Linked DNA regions of Homo sapiens: region 1 is linked to region 2. Evidence: chromatin loops called from intact Hi-C (ENCODE). Cell type or tissue: heart right ventricle. All regions are shown on one strand. Links, peaks and the distances in the headings refer to the core of each region. The heading gives the core; the rest is flanking DNA.

What was found. Peaks named below come from ENCODE experiments on the same cell type or tissue, not always from the same donor. Only the 100,000 strongest peaks of a DNase experiment are listed, where the experiment ranks them.
Region 1: a loop joins it to region 2, with 2.0 times the contacts of the local background. A loop is called at or near these places in 20 of 110 quality-filtered maps.

Annotation. Positions count from the first base shown.
Region 1 is chr12:67,661,368-67,666,747 of GRCh38, reverse strand. It overlaps DYRK2 (dual specificity tyrosine phosphorylation regulated kinase 2), which reads right to left. Exons shown (of 3, transcript NM_006482.3): 3 at 1,342-5,380. Among named protein-coding and RNA genes, the nearest start is that of DYRK2, 15 kb to the right of the region's middle. In heart right ventricle, for the core only: a CTCF peak has its summit at 3,374 (motif pointing right); no DNase peak of the experiment used is centred there; H3K27ac peaks cover 4,232 bases.
Region 2 is chr12:67,717,260-67,722,639 of GRCh38, reverse strand. LINC02421 (long intergenic non-protein coding RNA 2421) reads left to right here. Exons shown (of 5, transcript NR_110063.1): 2 at 1-261; 3 at 4,099-4,297. Among named protein-coding and RNA genes, the nearest start is that of LINC02421, 9.5 kb to the left of the region's middle. In heart right ventricle, for the core only: no CTCF peak of the experiment used is centred there; DNase peaks (open chromatin) are centred at 1,309 and 2,269; H3K27ac peaks cover 4,420 bases.

The sequences.
Region 1 (5,380 bases), core at 253-5,252, 56 kb after region 2:
AATCTAGTTGCCTCCCTCTCCCCCTCCCTCCCTTCTTCCCTTCATTCATTTTAGTCTTAATATAAAAACTTAATATGTAAAATCCCCCCACCCCATTTTTATAATCTTTTTAAAATTTAAAATTTCCTGAAAAGAATTTGAATGAATGAATAAACAAGATTCTACTCAAAGGCTTCAAATCTTCAGCAAAAGATAGTATACCAGTGCTTCATACTTTGTAACCAAAGGCATTAATTTGCAACCCTTTCTTTTCTTAAACAAGTAAGATACTGTGATTCCTTTTGATGCAATGTAGCAAACCAGACACAAATAGCAACAACAACTTTTCAGACACAAAGAGACATCACTGTTATTTCTACCTTAATGCAGATGGGCCTGGACTTATGAAAGGGCTACTTCCTGATAAACCCATCCGAAGTTGAAAATGTTGTAAACTGAAAGTGCATTCAATACCAGATAAACCCATCACAAACTCAAAACATTTTAAGTTGACCTATTGTAAATCAGAGAGCATCTGTTTTTCTGTATCCTTATGAGCCCTCAAATCCATTTTCTTTAAATGTCCATCCCCATCCTGTGGGCCAGTCTGCCATATCTTGCAAACACTTCCAGTTGGGCTTCCTTCATCTACTCTTACCCTTCTCAGTACTTTCCTATAAAGACAGCCAGGAAGAGCCAATCTGCTCATGGCATTTCCTCCTCAAAAATCTCTTGGTGGCTTCCTTACTTATAGGGTAAGGACCAAAATCCTTAATAGCACCTACAGGGCTTGGCATGTTCTGGTTCACCTCATCACTTTCGTTTCACACCAAATTCTCTCATTCTCTGGGCTCTGGCCAAGTGGCCCTGCCTTCAGTTGTTCACCTTATTTCCTCTAGCTAGCTACAGGGTCTCTATTCATGCTCTTTGTTCCTCAGCTCAAAAGCTATTTGTTTCCTGGGGAAGCCATCTTTGATCCATACAACATTGCACACACACTCAGCACAACATGCTTTTTCTTCACAGCACTTACTACTTTGCAACTATGCAAAGTATTTGTTGTATAAAATATGTATTTGTTCATATAATTACCCATGTAATGTCTGCCTTCCCAACCAGTCTAAAAACTCCCTGAAAAAGGCACTGTGTGTTTTGTTCAGCATTATATATCCCTAGTGCCTACAAGATTCTGGGCTGTAGGAGGCTTATTTAATAAATATTTGACAAATAAATGCCATCTGCATTTTCTATATATATATTTAAAGCTACCCTAGCCAAAATTCTGATAAACTCAATTTTACAGACAAGGGAAATTAAGTAGGGTATTCCTCTTCAGATAAAAAGATGACAAATTCGCCCAAATGTACTCATACATTTATTTGCTGCTGGTCCACATAAATTGCTTATAATTAGTTACATTTCTCCCAAAACAATTGAAAACAATTCAGTAAGCTTTACTTAAATGATTTGGGGCTTTTCATGGGCTTTTGCTTTGCAAATAGCATACTTCATTTTTACAAATGAAGAAATAGCCTTAATATATAAAACTCCTCAAACTTAGGAGGGGAGATAAATTGGGATAAAAAGCAAGGAAAGACACAATATTTTAGTTTGTAAAATTGGTTTATTTACAAATTGGTATTTTAAAATTGTATTTGAAATTTTTATTTTTATATATTTCCCTGGCAGGCATTCTATATTTTCTTAAATATGGAGGCAAAGGATAGGAAACCTGAGTAAATTTAAGAGATTTACCTGCTGCTACAGTCAGTAAAATTTAACTTTTAATCCCTGAGTATCAGTAAAGTGTCAAAAATAGTATTTTCATACTTTCAAATGTAAAAAAAAATTTAAGAACACAGAAAATAAAGAATGAAGCTACTATAATTAGCCTCTCCACAAATAACAATGAGAAGTCACTCTCTTACAAATTAACTGAGGGTGTGTGCACATGCATTAAGTTATTAGGTGCACTTAGACACTACGATGCTCTAGTCCTCAACTTTTTAGTTTGTCCCATTTGAAAAATATTCCTGGAAACTGATATGTAACTTAAATAATAGAAATGCCCATTGCTAGCTCAACTTCCCCCCCTTTCTAAACTTTTGTGTTTTATGTATTATGGATTTTCCCTTACTGTCCAAGACCAAAATTACCTGATTACAACCTAAGCCTCAAACTGCAATGTTTTTGTAGTCAACTTTGGAGCAAGTCACTTCAGTTTCCTCAAGTATCAAATGAGGATAATTATAGCTCATAGGGATGTATAAGGATAAACTGATGTTCATCCAACATCATGAAATCTCCAAGGAGCTTTCTATGTAAGGGGTAATGCTCTTCTGGAACATGTGATACAATCATAATATATTCTTGCTGCTCCTTAACGACAGATGACTTAATACTCCTAAAATGTCAGCTTTCTTCAGAAGAGTTAATATTAACTCATTAGTTTCCTCATTAAGCTTCCTTGAGACACATGGGAATGGCAATTATGCTCCCACCCCATATATATATATGAAATGTACCGCAGATATTAAGGATATGACCATAGCAAAATAGTAAGTCAAAGTCAAACCAAATAAGGAAACAAACCAAAGACTTCGCAGTAAGATGTAATTTTCTTATGTATGTGCAACACACTGGCAGTCATTTTTCATTTTGGACAGTGCTAAGTATTACTAATGACAAGGGTTTATCTGCCTAATAACCCAAAGGAAATCAAGTGTAATTCAAACTTAAGAAAAAAAAAGAAAGCCACATATACCTTCCTCAAATCCCTCTTAATGCTCTTTTCAAAACATGAAGCAGTCAAATCAATTTCCCCTTCTAACAGACCAACACTAATGTCAACTAGGGACATTTTCTAGAGCTAGTTTGAAGACAACTTCGAAGTTCCAAGAATATTTATTTGTGTAGCTGTTCATTCCAAAAGGGATAGGACTGTAGAGACTCAAACAGAATTGCACATTGATCAATTTTAAAAAGCGCTTTTGAAAGATCTGATAAAAGGAAAGAGAATGAGTAGGAACTATAATCTCCTGAGTCAGTCAGTCAGATCTGGACAAGAAATTTTAAATTGACATTGCCACTTTAGCACCAATTTTCAATTTTGTACATAATGCACATCTCTTAACACTTACATTTCTAAATATATTGGATTTTGGGGTTAGTTTGCTGATTGGGTTTTTTGCACTGGGTGTGAACTTTAAGAAGCAAGATTAGCAGTAACAAAAATCTATGGCCCAGGCTATGACGAGGCAATTGGGAACTCTTATGGCATTCCCTTGTTTAAGCATATCCCAGTATTGATGCAGGGAGCCACACTAAGTAATTCCTTGGCTGTTGGTAACAGAAGGGAAATAAATAATGATGTGAGGTAGTTCTTTCCACAAGAGGGTAATATCTGACTACACAATATCCCTGCAATGTCTGACGAATTACTAGAGCATCTGCTTGCTGTCATCTGTAAGTAAACTCTTAGCTTGGTACTAACTGAACTTGACAAATCATGAGCTAATTGCAGTTCCTAGGCCTTATTTTCTGAGCCAACCGAGGCAGGAGACACTACAACACAAAAAAATGTGAACCACAGAGACCACCAAGTACAAAAACTGCAAACTCATAAGCATTAAAAAACATTGGGTGGAACTGGTTAGAGCACATTAGAATAATTTACCAGAACTTGTGCAGAGAAAAGAATGAAGACTGGTGGGGAATAATTGACAGGTTCTGCTCCCCCAGCTTAACTATCATTGTGAAGGTTAAAATAAAAGAAGATATGAAGCTCTAGCATAATAAAGAACACAGCAGAGGCTATATATAAAAAAGTTAACATAAAAATCTGACAGGTGAAGGAATAGAATATCCTGGGAAAAGCAAGAACTACTTACTAAAACCTTTGTTTTTCCACTTGGAATCTGCATACTTATATTGAACTAATAAAGTATTGCTATGAACAAACTAGTAGAATGAATTATTTTAACTTCTCAAGACCCTGATATAGAGCTATCCATTTTGCATTCTAAACCCTCTCCAGGCTAATTGACAAAGGATAATACCAGAAATAGATCAGGAGTTAAATTATAGTTAGAAAGGGGAGAGAAGTAAGGTAGGACATTAAAATTTTATTCTGAAATTATCTCTGGCCACAACAATAAAATTTAACAGATATTCACTAAACAGTCTTACTCCTGTCATCAGCTGTATAATACATACAGTATCATAGAACTGGCCACTAGGATTAAAATCCACTAGAACATATTTAATGTTAAGTGGCGACAGCAGCATCTCACAGAAATTTTTACATACATATATACACAGTCCACATTCAACCATTTTCACATATTTTCAGTACACACAGTTGCAGCATATTACAGTCACGTGTCTAAGTTGTTGCTCGATAAAAACCCAAGCCACTGCCTAGACAGAACTGTAGCAGTTGAGCTGAGTATAATTACAATTAATTTTATGTATGTCCATAGCAGAGAGATGTACAAGCCCCTAAGAAACAGAGTTCACAAATACTTTTTTTAATGCTATTACAGCATTATGTTGGGCAATATTAAAACCTTTACCGAGACCAGATCAGTTTTTTTAAAAAGTCTTCTGCTTACCAGAAATATTTTTGATGAAAAAAATTACAAAAATGAATGCTCTCCTTAAAATAATTCACACTTTAGGATTCCAATATGGCCCAATGCTACTGATGCCTAAAGTGTTTTCTAACATTCTGATGGAGTCATTTAACACGACCCCAAACCACCCATTAAGTTTAAAAGTGGCTTAAGTGCCTTGCACCCAAATTGTAAAAATCCCTGGCCATCCTTACTAGAGCCAGGCACATATAAAAGGAATGCACTTTGGTTCATACCAAATGCCCTGGGATTAATCACACTATAAAATTAAATGGTTTGAGGTAAATTTTTACAAATACAGTTGATTTTTGTCTAGTGTTAGCATAACAAAAAAAAAATGTAAAAATCAGTCTGATGTTAAGATACAACAAAGACCATCTTTAACCCCTTAAATATAGGAAGTCCTTGTGTAACACTACCTGATGGTTATCTTTTTTCAGTGCCTGAAGATGAGTCATGCCTTATGGTTTCTATTAAGGCCTGTAACTAGATATTTAAGACAGATGTATCTTTGCAGAGATGGGTTCCATTCTTACTGACTAGAATTCGAAGAGTTAAAGAGGCCAAAAAATGCATGCCCTACAACATGGCATTCAGAACAAAAGGCACATTGTTAACACTAAGGGCACAATTTCTCCTCTACCGTTAATCTACAGTGTCTTGCACCACTCTGTTGTTCCACTGCTGTAGCAATATATTTAAGTGGTAATGAACACGCTGGTGGTGCAAGAAACAGAGCCAAATGAGACTGCCAAAGACAAGACAAC
Region 2 (5,380 bases), core at 54-5,053:
CTGGGGAGTTCATCATCTCTCACAAACTAAATCCAGAGAAAAAACTTCCTGACACAAGAAAAAACTGCAGTTAAATGGAAAACAAATAAAGCAAATGAAAATTGGAATGTGGAGCATTTTGCATGCCAGATAAGAAAGGGCATGTGACAAAGGAGAGCCATTTCTTCCATTTGAGATTGGAGGGGGAAGAGTCCAAGGCTAGAATCATGTGGCTGACCAGGCTCCTGGGACTTCCACATCTGCACAATGGATCATGCAAAGGTGAGCTACATAACTAAATGAAGTTTTTACTTATAAATTCGCATAGTTCATACAGTGGACATTTATCATCTTTTTAGGTGCTCAGCATCTGCACTTGTTTAGGGATTTTTTCTATTGTGAGTCATGGTGGGAAGCAGGGCCTACCTTCCACTACAGAAGTGGAAGAGAGCAGATAGCAAGCTTCTACTCTCCAAGGAATAAAGTGCAGGTGTGTTGCCTGTGCTGCCAACCAGGTGCTCTCACTCAGGTCTTAGAGACTGGAACAATTACGGTAATAGGGATTCACTCCAGCTGCACAGACCACAACACCCAGTGACCATCAGTAGCCGTGGAAGCTGAGGGCCTGAATCTCTAGAAGCCCTCGCTACTCAAAGTGTGGTCTGGGGACTTGTTAGGAAGGCAGAATCTGGGACCCACCCTAGACCTACTGAGTCAATATATTATAGTGCCTTGCACATAGTAGGGCCCTAATGAATATATCTTGATGTATAGACATATGAAAATATATTGAAATTTGATCTTGTGGAAGCTATCTGAATTATATTTCTTCAAAATATAATTATGTAAACAGCCCTTAACCCAATGACTGTACTCTTGAAAACATATTACATGATATTGTGTATAATAAATTGCATTTTACTTGCATTTCATTGATATTTAAAAGACTCTTCCAGTGAATCCTTCTGTAAATTCATTATGCCTTTTTAAAGTGAATAATCACTCCTTCATTTATCTGTTGTTAACATATGTTCCCTAAAGCAGGGCACACCCACAGTAAAGATTACTGTAATCATATGAGTTGTCACTGAGATGACCAGTGGAATTCTCTGCATGGCCCTTGTTATTTTGGTCCTTGTCTGTCTTTCTTTCGGTTCCTGAAGTGCCAGCTCCACATGATCTTGGTGTGTACTAACACATAGCTAAGCAACCAAAATGGATAAGGAAAACAGTTCCCTTTACAAGGTCAGCCAAGTGCTGTAATTCCAAAGCACTGCACTGTATTCGGCTACCTACAATTCCTGGACATTGAGGGCAACCTGCCCTTCCCGTTGGCATTGTGCCAGTCTTAAGAGCCTTCAATGGCCATCGCAAGCCCATGTTGGTAGAGTGCCACTAATACAGTGCCTGAGAGAACATAAAGCTCTCCCACTCTCACCTGGAAGAGGATGGCTCCTGAAAAGCAAACTTATTGTTTAAAAGCATTGTTGAAACAAGCTGGAGAAGCAATAGAGTAAGAATTGTGAGGAGGGACAGGAGCTGTTACAACTTTGCAATCAGACAATCAGCCAGTTACCTTCTTAACTGTGTTCTCAGGGAAGTTCCTTAACCCCCTAAGACTTCAGTGTCCTCCTAGATAAACTGCAACTAGTAAGGATGCTTATCTAATAGGTACCATGGGCAGTAAGTGTGAGAATGGATATAAAATACAGTATCAGACGCATCATTATTGCTCTAAAATTATTAGCTATTATGATGGTTATATTTCTACTGCACATGCCAGCTCATCGACAATTTATGAAGCCTTTAAAACCAGGCTTGACAACACATATGGCATAGATAACAGGATGATTTTCAGTGGCTTAGAATTTGACCCCATCCTCCTGCTCCCAAAACCACAACTTTTAAAAGCTGTAGCCACCATAAATTTTAAGAGGTGTCGTGTTGCAGATAAATAAACACAGACTTTGCCCTCAGATAGATAGGGATTCAAATTTCAGTATCATAGATGAGACTTCCCTTTTCCCTTCCTAAAGATATCCAGATTTTTTATTTAGACATCAGTCCCTCCTCCCCACAACCCACATGCTTCAGGGGAACTGGCCCAGACAGTAGACTTAATGGGCCTATGGGAAATTCCAGCCCCCTTGCCAGGGTGATTGGCTCAAGAATTCAGGCCTCAGCCAATGAGGTCATTAATCCCCTGAGACAAGGACTGATTTAATAATAGACCAATGATACGTGAGGAGGGAAGTAGCAGTCACGAGAATGCACCCAGAACACCTCCTTCTATGGCAGCATAATTGACCAAGGGCCCCAGCTGCTGCACTTTGGAATCCATCCCCAAGTTTGTGAATCCTAAGGAATACTAAGACAGACTAATTTCTGGGAGACACAACTCCTTTGTCAGCTGATTTGGGGTGAAGGATTCCCCTAAGATTTGCTTCGACTGCACAGTATAAGGCACTTCCATTCGGCCTTTCTCTCCCTTTCCTTTAATTGAAGTCAAATTTCCATCAGTGCCTGACGCTCTTGCAGCCTTCCCAGCTCCCTGCCTATTTCCATTTACACATTCATTTTCCCTAGTAAAATCCGAGCACATATCAGTCCATCTTAACATCTGCTTCTTGAAAGACCCTGACTAACACCAAAACTTTCCCGGAAATTTTGAGGAAATAAGTTTCTTTGTTCTTAAGAGGTAGGCACTGGGGAAATGCTCTTTTTTGCTCTGGATTTTATGAATATCATGGAAAGCCTAGAATTGCTCCAGCCATTTTCCTAACAAGAGTTGTCTTCTCCAGGTTAAATATTCCTAGATTCTTCTACCTTTCTTTATACTAAATGGTTTTCAAACCACTTACTATTGACAGGTGACAGCGTGCTGGCAGTCCTCACAGCCCTGGCTCGCTCTCGGCGCCTCCTCTGCCTGGGCTCCCACTTTGGCGGCACTTGAGGAGCCTTTCAGCCCACCGCTGCACTGTGGGAGCTCCTTTCTGGGCTGGCCAAGGCCAGAGCCGGCTCCCTCAGCTTGCAGGGAGGTGTGGAGGGAGAGGTGCGAGCTAGAACTGGGGCTGCGCGCAGCGCTTGCGGGCCAGCTGGAGTTCCGGGTGGGCGGGGGCTTCGCGGCCCCGCACTCGGAGCAGCCGGCCGGCCCTGCCGGCCCCGGGCAATGAGGGGCTTAGCACCCGGGCCAGCGGCTGCGGAGGGTGTACTGGGTCCCCCAGCAGTGCTAGCCCACCGGCGCTGCGCTCGATTTCTCACTGGGCCTTAGCTGCCTTCCCGCGGGGCAGGGCTCGGGACCTGCAGCCCGCCATGCCTGAGCCTCCCACCCCCTCCGTGGGCTCCTGTGCGGCCCAAGCCTCCCCGATGAGCAACGCCCCCTGCTCCACGGCGCCCAGTACCATCAACCACCCAAGGGCTGAGGAGTGCGGGCGCACGGCGCGGGACTGGCAGGCAGCTCCACCTGCAGCCCCTGTGCGGGATCCACTGGGTGAAGCCAGCTGGGCTCCTGAGTCTGGTGGGGACGTGGAGAACCTTTATGTCCAGCTCAGGGATTGTAAATACACCAATCAGCACCCTGTGTCTAGCTCAGGGTTTGTGAATGCACCAATGGACACTCTGTATCTAGCTACTCTGGTGGGGCTTGGAGAACCTTTATGTCTAGTTCAGGGATTGTAAATACACCAATTGGCACTCTGTATCTAGCTCAAGGTTTGTAAACACACCAATCAGCACCCTGTGTCTAGCTCAGGGTTTGTGAATGCACCAATCGACACTGTATCTAGCTACTCTGGTGGGGACTTGGAGAACCTTTGTGTTGACACTCTGTATCTAACTAATCTAGTGGAGATGTGGAGAACCTTTGTGTGTAGCTCAGGGATTGTAAACGCACCAATCAGCACCCTGTCAAAACAGACCACTCAGCTCTACCAATCAGCAGGATATGGGTGGGGCCAGATAAGAGAATAAAAGCAGGCTGCCGGAGCCAACAGTGGCAACCTGTTTGGGGCCCCTTCCACGTTGTGGAAGCTTTGTTCTTTCGATCTTTGCAATAAATCCTTCTGCTGCTCGCTCTTTGAGTCCACACTGCCTTTACGAGCTGTAACACTCACTGTGCAGGTCCGCAGCTTCACTCCTGAGCCAGCAAGACCACGAACCTACCAGAAGGAAGAAACTCCGAACACATCCCAACATCAGAAGGAACAAACTCCGGACGCGCCACCTTAAGAGCTGTAACACTCACCGCGAGGGTCCGCGGCTTCATTCTTGAAGTCAGTGAGACCAAAAACCCACCAATTCCAGACACACTATCCTGGGGGTACGTAGAAATGAGAACAATTAGAGAAAACAGAAAGTGTAGCGAGACTATTCTCCTTTGCTTCTCATATTGCAGCATTATATGGCTTGAGCTTTTGGAGGAACTGTAAATCCTTTTTTTAGGAATTTGGTAGGCATCTCCACATATTTGAAAAACTGACACATACAATGCAACAATCAAATGTTGATTCGTTAACTCTTTGGTAAATAGAGCAGCAGAGAACCTGGACTCCAGAGCCAGACTGAGTTTTACTCACAGCTCTGCCTCTTGCAAGATGCGTGTGCTTGGAAAATTTAATTAACCTCTCTGTGACTCAGCATCCTTCCCTGTAAAATGTTCTTCTACCTCATAGTCTTCTGTGCGTTACTTGGAAAGTTCTTAGACTAATTGTATCATGTAGTAAGTGCTAAGTTAGTATTAATTTTTTTTTTTTTTTTTTTGAGATGGAGTCTCACTCTGTCACCCAGGCTGGAGTGCAGGGGCACGATCTCGGCTCACTGCAAGCTCTGCCTCCCGGGTTCACGCCATTCTCCTGCCTCAGCCTCCGGAGTAGCTGGGACTACAGGTGCCCGCCACCACACCTGGCTAATTTTTTTTTTTTTTTTGTATTTTTAGTAGAGACGGGGTTTCACCTTGTTAGCCAGGGTGATCTCAATCTCCTGACCTCGTGATCTGCCCGCCTTGGCCTCCCAAAGTGCTGGGATTACAGGTGTGAACCACTGTGCCCGGCCCTTTTTTTAGTTTTTTGAGACAGGGTCTTGCTTTGTCACCCAGGCTGGAGTACAGTAGTACAATCACAGCTCACTGCAGCCTTGACCTCCTGGGTTTCAGCGATCCTCCTACCTTTGCCTCTCAAGTAGCTAGGACTACAGGCAAGCACCACCACACCTGGCTAATTTTTTTATTTCTTGTAGAGATGGGGTCTCCCTGTGTTGCCCAGGCTAGTCTTGAACTCCTGGCCTTAAGCAATTCTCCCACCTTGGCCTCTCAAAGTGCTGGGACTACAGGTGTGAGCCACTGTGCTCGGCAAATAATTAAATAGTTTAAAGCACCTATTATTTGCCAACCCCTGGCCATGCTGAG